Regions from separate parts of the Homo sapiens genome. Here region 2 is linked to region 1. The links are chromatin loops, found by intact Hi-C in ENCODE. Cell type or tissue: dorsolateral prefrontal cortex. All regions are shown on one strand. Each heading gives the region's core, and the rest is flanking DNA. Links, peaks and the distances in the headings are about the cores only.

Region 1 (2,906 bases), core at 300-2,799:
TAGCGGGATCCTGCCCATGGCGCTGGGAGATGAGAAGCAGGCCCCGGATTGAGGAGGGGTCCGCTGGAGACAGAGGCTTCCCTGGGGGCAGGGCCCAGGGCTTCAGTTCCCACCAAGCTCAGGGGCTCAGGCTGCAGGGGCAGTGCCGGGAGGTGTGAAGGCCACAGAAGGGGCCGGGGCGCCCAAGGCTTTGGGTTTATCTGCGCAGTCGCCTCCATGTGGGAGCCCAGAGAAGGCTGCAACTCCTGGCCGCCCAATCTGCAGCCACAGGTGCTTCACCAAAGGGCTGGAGAAGGTGCAGGGCCAGTACCACCTTCTGCTCATGCTATCAGAGGGGCCCAGCACAGGCACTGAGGCTGTCGGCTGTGAGGGGCACCATCTCCTTTCGAGGACACGCTTCACCTCTGCAGAGCATTTTTACAAAACTATATGGTCTCCAGTGTCTCAAAACAAGTAGGGAAGTGAAGAGGGAACTGGCGTCAGGCGGTGCCAGGTTCATGTCCTGACGCTGGCCAAGTGCTCCTGGCTTAAGATGGGACCTCTCTAATTCCTCAAAGGGCAGAGATGATAATACCCATTTTGCTGAAGGTTATGACGTTTAAATGAGGTACAAGTTGTAAAACATTTTGCAGAGGGCTACAGTGGGGAAGGGAGCTAGCACCTTCTAGTGTCAACCAGACACCACGGTTTCACACGCTACCTGTTTCGTCTCCCAACAACAGTGCGAGGTTGTTTTTCTCATCCCTATGCTATCAATGAAGAACCACTCAGGGTTAAATGACTTGCCTCACATCACCCAGGCAGGAAGTGGCTGGAGGTTTTGAATCTGGGATCGGCTTGCTCTACACCATTTCACAAAGGTGAGCATGTTAATTACTACAGGGACCCCAGTCCTGGGTTTGGCCGCAGAAGAATCCTAAGTGAAGAGGTGAGGCCTGTGAGGCCTCGGTGGACCTGGGTTCCCAGGGTGTGCTAGGCCCCCACCCACAGGGCAGCAGGGAGGCTTGGAGGGGGGTATTGGGTGTCTGTGGGAATCTTTGAGTTCACCGGTCACTTGGAACTGCTGCTCTTTGAGGGGTGATTTACATCTCTCTCTGCTGGGCCGTTTGATCTCCAGCCTGAGGGCTGAGTGCATTAGTGCGTCCATCCCTCCCCCACCCACAGGGGTCCCATTACCAGCCCATGGCTAGCATGGCCTGACTGGGCTGGACCTTGGGACAGAGCCTGACTTATGGCTGTATTGGGCAGCCAGAGGGCCCGAGTTGGGAGGAGGAAGGATGCTCATCAGTATTATTTCCAAGGAGGCAGAGCAGTGGAGCCGAAAGAACATGAGCTCTGAGTCACAGGTGTCAAAGTTCGAATCCCAGGCCCATGATATGGACCAGCTGTGAGACTCTGGGACATTTTATGTAACTTCTCTGATTGGTTTCCTGATTGGTAAAGCAGAGGTGGTATAGCCTACCTCGAAGAGATTTTGGGGCGATAAAAGCAGATAATGAGTCCAGAGCTCCTGGGGTAGAAAGAGCACTCGATAAAAGGTGCCTAGAATTTTTGTTAGTCAGGAAAACTGGCCTGTGACAAAGCCCAATCCCTAAACATCAGCCTGTGCTTCAGGTTTGCGCTGTTTAAACGAAATGGGGCTTCAGGGGCTTTTCTTCCAGGTGGCGACCTGTGAGTCCCGGTGCTGAGAACTTCACCAGCCAGCCAGGATGGGAGGAGGGGCTGCAGGGAGAGACCATGGCGGGGCCTGGAGAACTCCTGGTTCCAAGTCTGTCTCCCAGCTGCTGCACAAAGTAACCATCTGAGCCGAGGCACAGAGGCAGGAAGGTGGACAAGGCAGGACAGAAGAGGACTCAGATGGAGCGCCTCAAACCTCAGGCTGGAGGGAGACTCTTCTGATCTGAGCACTGGTCTCCCTCTGCGAGAGTTCTCAACAATCAGCATTTATTTAATATCCCCGTGAGTGATTTACAGGAGCACAACTTCACCAAGGAAAGCTGGAAAACTGGCAGGAAAACCGCCTGGGAAGTTAGTACTTGTTTTATTTTATTTTTTTAAAAAAGGAAAAAAAAGGCTGGGCGCGGTGGCTCACACCTGTAATCCCAGCACTTTGGGAGGCCGAGGCAGGCAGATCACAAGGTCAGGAGATCGAGACCATCCTTGCTAACATGGTGAAACCCCGTCTCTACTAAAAATACAAAAAAATTAGCCAGGCGTGGTGGTGGGCGCCTGTAGTCCCAACTACTCAGGAGGCTGAGGCAGGAGAATGGCGTGAACCTGGGAGGCAGAGCTTGCAGTGAGCTAAGATCACGCCCGTGCCACTGCACTCCAGCCTGGGCGACACAGCAAGACTCTGTCTCAAAAAAAAAAAAAAAAAAATGGAAAAAAGGCTGAACGCAGTGGTTCACACCTGTAATCCCAACACTGTGGGAGGTCGAGGCAAGCGGATCACCTGAGGTCAGGAATTCAAGACCAGCCTGGGAAACATAGTGAAACCCTGTCTCTACTAAAAGTACAAAAAAATTAGCTGTGTGTGGTGGCACGCGTCTGTAGTCCCAGCTACTGAGGAGGCTGAGGCTGGGGAATCGCTTGAACTTGGGAGGCTGAGGTTGCAGTGAGCTATCATGCCACTGCCCTCCAGCTTGGGCAACAGAGCGAGACTTCATCTCAAAGAAAAGGAAAAAAGCAAAGGCATAATAGCTCTGGCAAAGTAGGTACCATGAAACTACCACAAACAATCAAATCAGGGCCCACTGAATTGGATGAGAGAGAATGGGGCCCTTCTACCCATTTGGCGAACATTAAAAGACACCCCTCTCTGCGGGAGGAACCTGCTCCTACGTGCACCTCCTTGGCCAGGCACTGGGACAGGGCACACAGCACAGGAGAGCACATCAGCCCTGAGT
Region 2 (2,906 bases), core at 92-2,591, 270 kb before region 1:
CTTGCCAGCCCCTCCTGCTGACTTCTGACAGCCCAGCACACCTAGGGAACTCTGAGCTGAGATATGCCCTCCAGGTGTCTGTGTCGATCATAATCAGACAAAGGATGTTCTGTGCTTTTCCTTAAAGTCAGTCTGCGTGAGGTCCTCCCAGTCACCTCCCAAGCTGGGCTGATGTGTTCACGTTAGGGGTTTCTCATTCAGCTCTGGGGTGTCAGCAACACCACATCAAGACAGACTAATTGAGAGCCTACTATGTGCCGACTGATACCTCACACATCTCTGTTTACATCCCCATCTTATTTCCTAGAAAGTCTGCACCCTTCTATTCAACAGGGGCATAGCTTTCTGGAAATCCCAGAGATACACCACATCCAATGTGTCCCAAACAGAACTCATTATCTCTCCCCTGAAGACTACTCCTGCCAATGAATTGTCTCTTTCACTGGTACCCAGATCAGAAACCTGGCCTTTGGGCTGGCTGCCTTCTTTTTCTTCATCTTGCATTTTTGCAGTGGCCATATTTTGTTATTTCTACTTCCATCCAAGCCTTATAGAAGGTGTCAGAGCCGGACGTGGTGGCTCACACCTGTAATCCCAGCACTTCGGGAGGCTGAGGTGGGTGGATCACCTGAGGTCAGGAGTTTGAGACCAGCCTGTCCAACATGGTGAAACTCCGTCTCTACTAAAAATACAAAAATTAGCCGGGCATGGTGGCACATGCCTATAATCCCAGCTACTCCGGAGGCTGAGGCAGGACAATTGCTTGAACCCAGGAGGCAGAGATTGCAGTGAACTCAGAACGCACCATTACACTCCAGCCTGGGCAACAGAGTGAGACTCCATCTCAAAAAAAAAAAAAAAGAAAAAAAAGAAGGTGTCAGGATGTCTACACCCATTTTTCAAATACTAAGAACCTGCCACACAGTCAATGGAGAGTCACTGCTCCAATCTCCTGACATGCCTCTTTGCCCACCACTTCAGCCCCTGCCTCCAAGATCCAGCCCTTCCCAAGATCCAGCAATCAAATGGCTAATGTCTGGCACAAGAGGGGGCTTCCAGGAACTTGCTGCAACAAAAGGTCAGTTTTGTTTGGCTGGGGCCTGGCAGTCCCTTTCCTTACTAGGTGACCACTGTGCTCTGGGCCAGCTTCCTCATTGGACACAGTAGCACAGTGTCTAGGCCTACTGTACTTTTTTTTTTTTTTTTAAAGACGGGGTCTCACTCTGTCACCCAGGCTGGATTGTAGCAGCGTCATCTCAGCAACCTCTGCATCCCAGGTTCAAGCGATTCTCATGCCTCAGCCTCCTGAGTAGCTGGGATTATAGGCATGTGCCACTAAACCTGGCTAATTTTTGTATTTTTCAGTAGAGACGGGGTTTCACCATGTTGGCCAGGCTGGTCTCAAACTCCTGGCCTCAAGTGATCCGCCTGCCTAGGCCTCCCAAAGTGCTGGGATTACAGGCATGAGCCACTGCGCCCAGCCAACTATTAATCTTTTCTTAAAGGATGGGGTTCACAAGGGCAAAAGTGCGTCAGACCCAATGAAATCCCAGTGCATCCTGCTCTCAACTCCAAGCACCGCGCTCCTCCTTCTCGATGACCTCCTCCGTCCACTTCCTTCCTCTTTTGCTCACTTTTCTTTTTCCATCCACATTTGTTGATCACCTACTGTGTGTGCCAGTTCTGAGGATTCAGAAACAAGGAGGCCCCACTCGCTGCCCCCTGGATGCTTCCAGCCCAGAAGGCACGAAGATGAAGACATGCCCAACTGCAGTACCCTGTGGTCAATGCTACATAGGAGCCCAGGAGTGCCAGAGAGAGAGAGAGAGAGGCCTGCTCCAGCCATGCAGGGTGAGAGAGGCCTCCCCAAAGACATGATTTATGAACCCCAGGAGACAAGCACCCCAGTGCCCCTGCAGAACTCCCCTCACCCAGGATGGGAAGGCACAGCCCTGGGGATGCTTTGGGGTTTGACATTCTCTTCTCAGCCCTGTCGATGTCCACACAGCTGAACCCAGCACTGTCTGAGATGGGTCCCCTTTTCCGATTTTAGAGGGCTAGTGAGGATTCACTCTTCATGGTATCAACCCGGGCTGTGAGAGTGTCTGGGTCCCTCGAGAGGACCAGCACTACTCACCTCAGAGGAGGCGGCCCCTGGCAGTGGAAGGACCTACCTCCGGGGGAAGCAGGTGGAGGGGGTGCAGGCGACCACAGAACTCAGCCAGAGGCAGCTGTGTGTGCTTTGGTGCTCAAGCCTTCAGGGGTCCAAGGCTGCTGGGGTGGCCACCACGCTGGTGCTTAGACCTTAGCAGGAGGGAAGGCAGGGGTGAGGACACTTGACCAGATACGATGCTGGCTTGCTACCCCAGCAGCTCCCTGTTCTGCATCCCAAGGCAGCCTCCTTTATCTGTCTCCTCTTCTCCCCTCCACCCCACCCACACCATTGGCCCCAAAGGCTGGTCCTGCCCCAAGCATTTCCTATGTGTTCACACCTCTGAGCCTCTCCTTCTCCAGCCGTGATGTGTGACTTGGCCCTTGAAGCCCTCAAAGTTCTTCAGTGAAAGCCAAGTGTATTCCTCCAGCTGGAATTACCTGTGACTTTCTCTGTAGTCCCAAAATGTGCACAAAACTTATAAAGGTGTGTGGTGGCCCTTAGATATTTTGGTATAATTTAATTGCATGCATGTGTCTTGCTGCCTGGGTCAATTTCTTTGAGATCAGTGACTACATGTGACCTTTGCCTTCCCAGAGACCAGCACAGACCCATCAGTGAAGCCTGTTCTCAACAAACGCTTGTAAATGACTCACTCCTACTGGGGTCTAGAGGACGATGGATCCCAGATCAAGTTGCTTGTTGCCTCATTTGTCAAGTTCTGCCTGTACATCGGCTGTTCTTCCTTACGATA

The links. Hi-C counts contacts between places; a loop is a spot of excess contacts. Peaks named below come from ENCODE experiments on the same cell type or tissue, not always from the same donor. Only the 100,000 strongest peaks of a DNase experiment are listed, where the experiment ranks them.
Region 2: a loop joins it to region 1, with 2.2 times the contacts of the local background. A loop is called at or near these places in 6 of 110 quality-filtered maps.

Annotation. Positions count from the first base shown.
Region 1 is chr2:15,651,304-15,654,209 of GRCh38, reverse strand. No RefSeq gene overlaps it. Among named protein-coding and RNA genes, the nearest start is that of LINC01804, 38 kb to the left of the region's middle. In dorsolateral prefrontal cortex, for the core only: no CTCF peak of the experiment used is centred there; no DNase peak of the experiment used is centred there.
Region 2 is chr2:15,920,966-15,923,871 of GRCh38, reverse strand. MYCNUT (MYCN upstream transcript) reads right to left here. Exons shown (of 3, transcript NR_125783.1): 1 at 2,809-2,906; 2 at 2,175-2,304. Among named protein-coding and RNA genes, the nearest start is that of MYCNUT, 2.0 kb to the right of the region's middle. In dorsolateral prefrontal cortex, for the core only: no CTCF peak of the experiment used is centred there; no DNase peak of the experiment used is centred there.